Regions from separate parts of the Homo sapiens genome. Here regions 2 and 3 are each linked to region 1. The links are chromatin contacts, found by Hi-C or POLR2A ChIA-PET in ENCODE. All regions are on one chromosome and are shown on one strand. The core of a region is the stretch at or near the end of the contact, and the rest is flanking DNA. Distances in the headings are between cores, read along the strand shown. Region 1 overlaps QKI (QKI, KH domain containing RNA binding). Region 2 has its middle 290 kb from the start of QKI. Region 3 overlaps LOC102724152 (a long non-coding RNA gene).

Region 1 (2,719 bases), core at 60-2,559:
GGATGAGGAAGATTCTGTTATTAGCCATTTTACTCCCGGAGACACTGCTCTCTCAAATTGGGCTGAAAGTAGATCATCACCTTGAGCTTTCCTTTAATCTTTATCAGAAACAGCTCAATGTTCCTGGAATATGGATAGCACTGAGAAGCAGATTTCTCCTCGATTTCCATATTACATACTTTGGCTATTTCAGCAAGAATCTTAAGAGATATGGAGATTGAACACCTATGAGTAGATATCAAATTATCCATAAGTCCTTTGAAGCAGTAATTTTAACAGAGTAGATCCTAACATGAAACTCTTTTTAGATAAACCATAGACAAACGTTTCTGTCTAATCTGAATAATTCTTCCCTAACAACCCCATCTTTCATTTTGTTCTTCTAAGCACTAGTTCCTATCAAATACTAAAATATATTATTTATAAAAGAAAGTGCCTGCATTTTTAAAACTCAGAGAGGCCTTATTATTTAAAGAAATGTTAAACGTTGGAAAAATATCAGCTAAACAAAATGTATTGTTTTCAGACTGTCCTGTAACCCTTTCTGTAATTATTTACTAACATTCTAAGAAATGTGGTATATCCCAAACCATAAAAAGCCTATGAAATATTTGGTACACAACAGGCCCTAAATATACCCTTACAGAGTGAAATAAAGAGGAAACTTCAAAACAAAACAAAGAGTCATAAATTGGCTTTTACTAAACCGATCTAGTTGAACTTATACATTAAGTTTTCCCTACCTAAAACATAAAGATATGCCCTATATTATCAAATCACACTGCTAAATTAAAACTTTAATATGTAATCTGAATCACTTCACAACTCCACTGAATACAAATATGTACTAACCTTTTGAGAAAAACTACCTTTAAATAGATTTCTGTACAAACTATCAAAGACAGATGTGTAGATCGTAATTTTAAAGCATTATTATTTTCACTCACAAAATATGATCATATTCAGGCAAAAATCAAGTGTTAACCTGGGTATTGAAAAAGGAGACTTTGAATATCATTAAATTTTGATTTAATATCATTTGTTATTCAGAAGAATGAAAGTGAAAGTAGTGTACATCAAGACTCCTGAAGTTCGTGATCCTTCAACAATAAGAAGGCCGCAATGGTCAAAGGAACAAAGACTTTAAGGAAAGATAACTTACTGAATTGGCCCCTCTCCCCATAATCCCTCTAAAACAAACGCCAGCTCAACACCCAATTTGACACCAACTTCTCAAGACTGCTGACAAACAACAACCCTATGCTAACTAACTCAGAAGCTATGACGAGCCTAAGCTGATTTGCAAACCCAGGAAAATGAAACAGAAAGAGAACTTACAACTCGTGTTCCATCATCAACATGTATTATTATAAGAGAGACAGTGGAGTGTACTGTGAATAACATTATGAATCTAAACTACTAACTATAGCAACCAGGCTGGGATCCTACAGGCTGAAAACACAATCCTTGAAAAGACATTTGTCTGTCTTACAAAACCTTTGACAATATGGGTATTCATGATGGCCTAGACCCAAGAGATGCCTTTCAAAGCTATTAGTCAAAATTAAATCCCATTTTAAAAACATCAGAAAATCAGAATTATATTCACATAAAACTCCAAGAAGTCTCACTACAATTTAATCATCATGTCCAAAGGAAGCAGTTTACCAATCTAATCTGTTCATGTATTTAACAGGACGACTAGTATCATCAACAGCTAGACCTTGCCAATATTTATCAAGTCTACTACTCTGGCAGATCCTATAGAACAATTTCTAACAACTTGAAATTGATAACTAGGCAAATTTAATGACAAAATTATTACTGACTCATTCAAAATATAACACTTTTTACTTAAATAAATCAGTTAACTCTATTCATAATCATTTATAACACATCTCCATGGATTCAAACAAGAAAACCTGACCAGCCAAATAAACAATTTGATGGTCTAAATATAACTTCAATGTTCTTTCATGTCTGTAGTTTCATGAATGCATGAGAAACTTAAAGTCTTCAATAATTTAATCGTTTATCCTTCACACAAGACTGAACTCCTTCAAGAACAGGATTATTTTTCTTATGTGTAATCACAAAAACCACAGAGTGCCTGCTCTATCAGATGTCACACATTTGTTACCTTTACTCCTCCCAACAATCCTATGAAGTGAACCTTATAACTTCATAGACAAAGAAACAGATTCTAAAAAGCAAGCATATGCTCAAAGCCAATGTGATCATCTCAATTATTTTTCGGCAAATATTTATTTCAGTCCCCTTCTCTCTGTAAATGAAGTGACTTGGTATCACTAACGCAGGGTTTCTCAACCTCAGCACTACTGACATTTGGGTCCAGGTAATTCTTTGTTGGGGGGCTGGAGGTGCACGGAGGCTGACTGCCCTGTGCATTACAGGATGTTTAACAGTATCCCTGGACTCCACCCACTAGATGCCAATAGTACCCCCTCTCCCAAGTTTAGACACCAAAAGTATCTCTAGTATTGCCAAATGTCCCCATAGGTAAAACTGCCACCAGGTGAGAATCACTGGGCTAATGGAAAGCAACAAGAGCAGACGCCTTATACCTGCTTATGCAGTTTGGCTTGGATCTTGCATTCCAGTGGCCTGCCATAAGAGCATGCCCTAAGCAGCCACTGCCCGCTTTAGCCTGGGCCCAGCAGGAACATAAATGGAGAAGATCTAAACCCACCCAGTTAGC
Region 2 (2,719 bases), core at 72-2,571, 250 kb before region 1:
CCTGGGCTGCCCAGATCCAGCCAGGAAGAGCCCAGGGTTGGCAGGGGATGAGACGTGGGGGCTCCATTGACTGAGCTGCCTAAGTACACGCTGCTGCCTTCCATCCTGCACCCCTTCCCTGCTTGGCCACAGTCAGAGCCAAACTGGAATGAACTGCACTGAAGAGAGAAGTGGCTGCCTCCCCTCCCTCCCTGGGCCACAGCCCTGGCTTCCTCTCCTACAGGAAGGGAGGTAAAGCCGCTCCTTATGAAGGATGTGGACTCAGGAGGGGCCACACACAAAGGGGAGCCTGTCACATGGGGGGAGCAAGTCAGGATGTTACTAACAATCAAAAGCTTCCTTCAAAGGTTCCTGTTTAATTAAAAATTTCAAAGCGTAGGACTTCCAACCTGCTGGTCTCCCCAGGACACCCTGAGGGTCTCAGGGGAGGGTGCACTCAGACAGATGGTGCCTCCCCACCCTATCAGCCACCCCGGCCTCTCTCCTCAGTATCTCCAATATAGGGTTACCTCTTAGGTGGTCCTAGAGAACATTTTATTCTAGTGGTCACCTGGCTGAATGCACAGACGTCCCCTGGGACATCTTGCTGGCGCAGAGAGGGGGGCCTGAGGATACCATCACGGGCAGGCACCGTTCCCAGGACAGGGAGAGAGGAAGCAGATTCGTGCCCTTTCTTCATGGTGGGCTCATCACTGAACAGAAAGGAAATCACTGTCAGTCACTCCAGCTGCCAACCTGGGTCTCCCTTCTGCTGCTGCTGGGTAGCAGGCAGTTTTGGTGACCCCAGGTCATGCACCCAGGGGGATTTATTGCCAAGGTTCCTGGAGGACATCTGCCCCCACTGTTCCCTTTGGAGCGTCTCAGTAAGAGAACCCGTAATGTCTAAAAATAGTGCATGTCAAACTTCATAAGGTTCTAGAAAGAGGCCTAAGTATAGTTATCCACTAATAAATTAAGCCGATTTTGAGAAAGATTAGCTATAGGGGGCCTTCTCAAGATTTGATTACGAAGATAAAGTGCTGTATTAAAATATTACAGACTATTTGTAAAGCAGTATGGCACATAAAATGAATCTCAAAATAATAGTAAACATTTAAATAGCATGGATCTTTTTGCCTTGTATTTTATAATCATTTTTCAATCCTTATTATACTAAAAGCCCAGGATTCTCATTTTGTGGATATGGGGAAAAAAAAAAAAAAGCAAGTCTAAGCAAATAACAAGAAATCTGGTTTCACAACTCCTAGCCCAGTTAAGTTCTCGGGACAGAATGAGGTCCAACGTGGTCAACAAACATGACATCATGCCACCCACGAGCTGGACACGCGACACCTGGGGCTCCAGCTGGCCATGCAAAAGGGTGAGGTCTCCATCCCTCCTTCCGTGACAAAAGTAAGCTCTCCTTTCTGAAGAGCCCTCAAGCCAGAGACTGAACCCCCAAATAAAAATACAACAGAGGTCAGCTCTGAGAAACCAAAATGACTCATCACCTCACCTCCTGTCCTAAGTCCCTGGCTTCTCACACTCTCCCCTCTTGACTGTGTTTCGAGGCAAGGAAAATACCTATCATTGCCAATTATGGAACCTGTTACCAATGAAGGCCACCTTGGCTGCAAACTTATCTTTGATATGGGACATTCTCCATTGCTTGTGGTGGAGAGAACAGACCCTTTTCCCTTCTATGGTAATATGCCCCAATGGAGGTTTTCCACCACGTGAATAATCTAGACGACAGGTTTTCTGTGTAGCATCTTATGCCAATCTACGTCCCTCGTGCACAGCTTTGGAGAAGGGTCCATAGCTCTGTCTAGAGGCCCGTCCACCCTGAGCCCAGAACATCTCCATCCCTCAGGCGGCCGCCTGCAGCAGTGCAGCTGGAGGAAGTAAGTATTTTAGAGCATGTTTTCATACCTTGCTACTAGAGAAGTGGCAAAGCACTCTTGTTTTTGAGAAGTGATAACCTCTTAGAGATGAAAAAGGAAAAAGCTAAGGGGAAGCACTGAGCTGGGGAAACTCTTACAAATCAAGAATCTTATAGCAGAAGAGTTTTGCTTCTTTTGGAAACTGAATCAGTGTCACTAGTGGAATTACACCCCCGTGGGGGATGGGGGGGCACTGTTGTCTGGCAAACAGTGCAAGTCATTTGTCACACCTAAACACGACTAGGTTACCCTCAGCTACACCGTGTCTCCCACCGTGTGACCTGTGATTTCTTCCTGCTCTCCTTTCCATCTGTGTCCATAAAGACTTGGAGTGAGATCCGGTTTGCTTTTCTGCCTCCTCTGTCCTATTTGCCAGAGAAAACATTCTGGAATTCCTCCCAGGAACCTTCCCCCAGTGGTTTCTGTCCAGCCATCCGCATTCTGTCCTTTGGGGAAATATTTCTCCTACCATTCTGCACCAGCAGGTGTGCTAACGTAAGCCTGTGCACGAGCACCACTTTGCCTGAAGATCACATCTGTCACAGGAGTGTCTGTTCTGTGGACAACACTGAGGAACGCCTCTCTTTCCTCATGCCAAGCCACTAGCCCTCCACAGACACTTTCTAAAAACTGCCACCCACATCACAAATGGCTGCTTTTACTTCTCTCTCTACTCTCCCAGCTCGTTTTAAATGCTCCAGCTTAAATTTATCACATGTCCTCACTGGAGTTTACGGATAGCTTCTAATGTACCCTAATTCTAGAGTTATGGGAGAGAGGAGCAAATAAAGTACAGG
Region 3 (2,719 bases), core at 161-2,660, 210 kb before region 1:
GCTACCCAATGCTAACAAACAAACTCTGGAAAATGCAGGGACATTGAGTTGGAGAAAATGATCTTTGAAAAGCCCTGAAAAGCGGGGCACGGTGGCTCATGCTTGTAACCTCAGCACTTTGGGAGGCCGAGGCGGGCGGATCACGAGGTCAGGAGATCGAGACCACAGTGAAACCCCATCTCTACTAAAAATACTAAAAATTAGCCAGGCATGGTGGTGGGTGCCTGTAGTCCCAGCTACTCGGAGAGGCTGAGGCAGGAGAATGGCGTGAACCCGGGAGGCGGGGCTTGCAGTGAGCCAAGATCACACCACTGCACTCCAGCCTGGGCGACAGAGCGAGACTCTGTCTCAAAAAAAAAAAAAAAAAAAAAAAAAGAAAAGAAAGGCACTGGAATGTTATCAAGATCACCCAGTGACTCCGATGTGCAAGAAAGCTTAGAAACCATCCAATCAAAGTCTTTTTTTCTTAATTCAAAAAAAAAACACTCTTTTTATGGGCATAAAAGTATTTATTTCAAAGAGGTCAGAAAGCAATGGCTGGCCATGCCAGAAAAGGAAGCTAAGACGGCTAGGATCTAACTAGGAGGGTAAGTTGCAACCTGTTCATACTGCCCAGATGGAAAGGGGACTCCTATAATATCAGCTTCATACATCCACTGTCTGTAACTTCCGTTACCTAATACCATCTCCGTCAGCCTTTCAGCCAAGTATGGTAGCATCTTTCTCGAATATTTATAAATTGCCTACAAGCACTGAAATTGCTGTTAGAAACTATACATCTTCAAACATGCACACTCCATTCTGTTCTCTCCAGACTCTGTTCTCCCCAGAATCCTGCTAATTTCTCTACAGTTTCAAGTCTCAGTCAGGGCTTCAGAAGGTTGAGGAACAGGCTACCCTCTGCAGTCAAGTTTGTCCTGGCTACGAAGTCCTGCCCCACCTGCAATCTGCCTCTGCCCTCGTGCAGTTGTGACAGACTGGAAAGCGCATTGTATTGAATTACCCTTTCTAGAAAAGAGCCAAGTAAGAAATTAGTTATTCATAAGTTCTTTGTGCATGATTTGCCACAGAAATAACATGAACTATTTTTGTAGGGCTTTGACAAACCTGACTAGGCTTAGCCCAACCTGGAATAGTCCCTGGGGAGCCTGCGAAAAACAAGCCACATGAGCTGTCCTGATGCTAGCTTCTGAGGGCCCTGACCCCCAGATCTCTATCCTCCCCCTCACCCTGCTTCTCATCCCCACCCCCTGCAGTCCTTCCTCTCAGGCTTTTGCAGTTACTCAAGATACTGTGCACGTAGCAGAGCAATCAGATGCTTTCTCTCAGATGGCTTGGCTAATGGCCACTTCCTGTGGTTGTCAAATGAAAAAAGAAGAACTAGCACATCCCCAATGACTTATTGTATCACTTCCCGTATCTGACTATCTGGCAGCCAGCATAATTTAACATCACTCGTAAATTAAGAGCCTCTTGCGAGGGTGCCACAGCTGAGCCCACCACCCCGTTTTGCTGATTAGAAAGAAACCGTGCCAGGACTTCCATTATGAATAGTCATTTCCTAAAATGTAACTCCAACAACACTGACATCTAATCATATATTAAATGAATGAATAGGGGTTCCATATCCACCCTGTGGACCTCTGAGCTCATTCTGAAGATTAAAGTGACTTCCTTTAACGTTCTCCCCACTAGCACCGTGCCCGTAAGGCCAGATTTCACCGCGACCGCCCCTTGCACCCCCCAACCAGCCCTCCAGCCCCCAGGTTATCCCCCACACTTTTCCCTGTCTCTTGGCTTTGCTCCGTTTCCCTTCCCTTCATGGCCTGGCCTGTGAGAAGAGTCAAGGTGAGCTCAAGCGAGGACCCTCATTCTGCCCCAACACCTCAGGCCCCTTTCTTGTTGAGAGTGGACAGCTCCATCAGGCACTTGGTGCCAAATGGAAGCAATGGAACTCGGTGCTGGCTCTCCATGTCCAGCCAGCGCTGGCTGCAAGCAGCAGAGACAAGCAGGGGCAGAAATCATAAGCAGACCCCTAGGGCTGCGTGTCCTCCCCTGGGCAGGCACACAGTGGGGCGTGCTAAGCAGCTTCGTAGGTAGTGGCTGCGCCGCATCTTGTTGACCTTAGCAGAGAATCCCATTCTCTGCTAGGCTTTCCAGCCAGGCTGGAAAAGCCTAGCTCATACTTGAGGAAAAAGACCTCCTTGATGCCATATAGGTGGTTTTGCATGTGCGTTCGTTCTGTTCTCTTGCTTTTTTCAGTGTGGGATTGTGAATGAGCACTGGAGCTGGGTCCAATGGCCCAATTTGCACACTGGCTTTGTTTGGTGCAGAGCGTGGCCACGGCCTCAGCAGCCCTATTGGAAGTGAGCTGTGTTTGGGTAAATCATGACCTCTCTGAGCCTTGGGTTTCCCTCTGTAAAATCGCAACCACACTCTACTGAGCCTTGATCTATGTTCAGGACTGTGAAAAATCAATGAGACAACACATATGAAAATACTCTGGGAAATGGAAATTTATAGCTGTCATTTTGCTAAAACTTATAAGAATAGATTAGCCCAGTTCTAGTAATAACTTCATCATTTATGAGTTGTGTGTCTTTAAACATGATATTTAAACTTCCTCAACCACAGGAACTTCATACAACTCATGGCTCCTTCCTAAGTTTGCTGTGAAAACTAAAATGAGTTGATATAAAATACATACCACAGTACTTGG

What was found. A loop is a pair of places that touch in the nucleus more often than their neighbours do. ChIA-PET counts read pairs that join two places held with the same protein, here RNA polymerase II (POLR2A). Pooled maps may share reads with other maps.
Region 2: a map with no recorded cell type shows a loop between it and region 1 (10-fold over the local background). The contact joins two enhancer-like sites. A Hi-C loop is called at or near these places in 11 of 37 single-sample maps with no recorded cell type and 4 of 50 pooled maps. POLR2A ChIA-PET finds 5 or more read pairs at or near these places in 1 of 52 experiments (H1).
Region 3: a map with no recorded cell type shows a loop between it and region 1 (5-fold over the local background). The contact joins two enhancer-like sites. A Hi-C loop is called at or near these places in 2 of 37 single-sample maps with no recorded cell type and 4 of 50 pooled maps.

Annotation. Positions count from the first base shown.
Region 1 is chr6:163,459,106-163,461,824 of GRCh38, reverse strand. All of the region lies in intron 2 of QKI (QKI, KH domain containing RNA binding), which reads right to left. Among named protein-coding and RNA genes, the nearest start is that of QKI, 46 kb to the right of the region's middle. RefSeq lists an enhancer at 1,214-1,443. Within about 2 kb of position 1,309, at least 7 of the 41 ENCODE cell types and tissues checked have a DNase peak (open chromatin) inside an H3K27ac peak, as active enhancers do.
Region 2 is chr6:163,707,333-163,710,051 of GRCh38, reverse strand. No RefSeq gene overlaps it. Among named protein-coding and RNA genes, the nearest start is that of QKI, 290 kb to the right of the region's middle. RefSeq lists an enhancer at 1,599-1,718. Within about 2 kb of position 1,321, at least 7 of the 41 ENCODE cell types and tissues checked have a DNase peak (open chromatin) inside an H3K27ac peak, as active enhancers do.
Region 3 is chr6:163,666,507-163,669,225 of GRCh38, reverse strand. The region is part of intron 1 of LOC102724152 (a long non-coding RNA gene); the gene reads left to right. Among named protein-coding and RNA genes, the nearest start is that of QKI, 250 kb to the right of the region's middle. Within about 2 kb of position 1,410, at least 6 of the 41 ENCODE cell types and tissues checked have a DNase peak (open chromatin) inside an H3K27ac peak, as active enhancers do.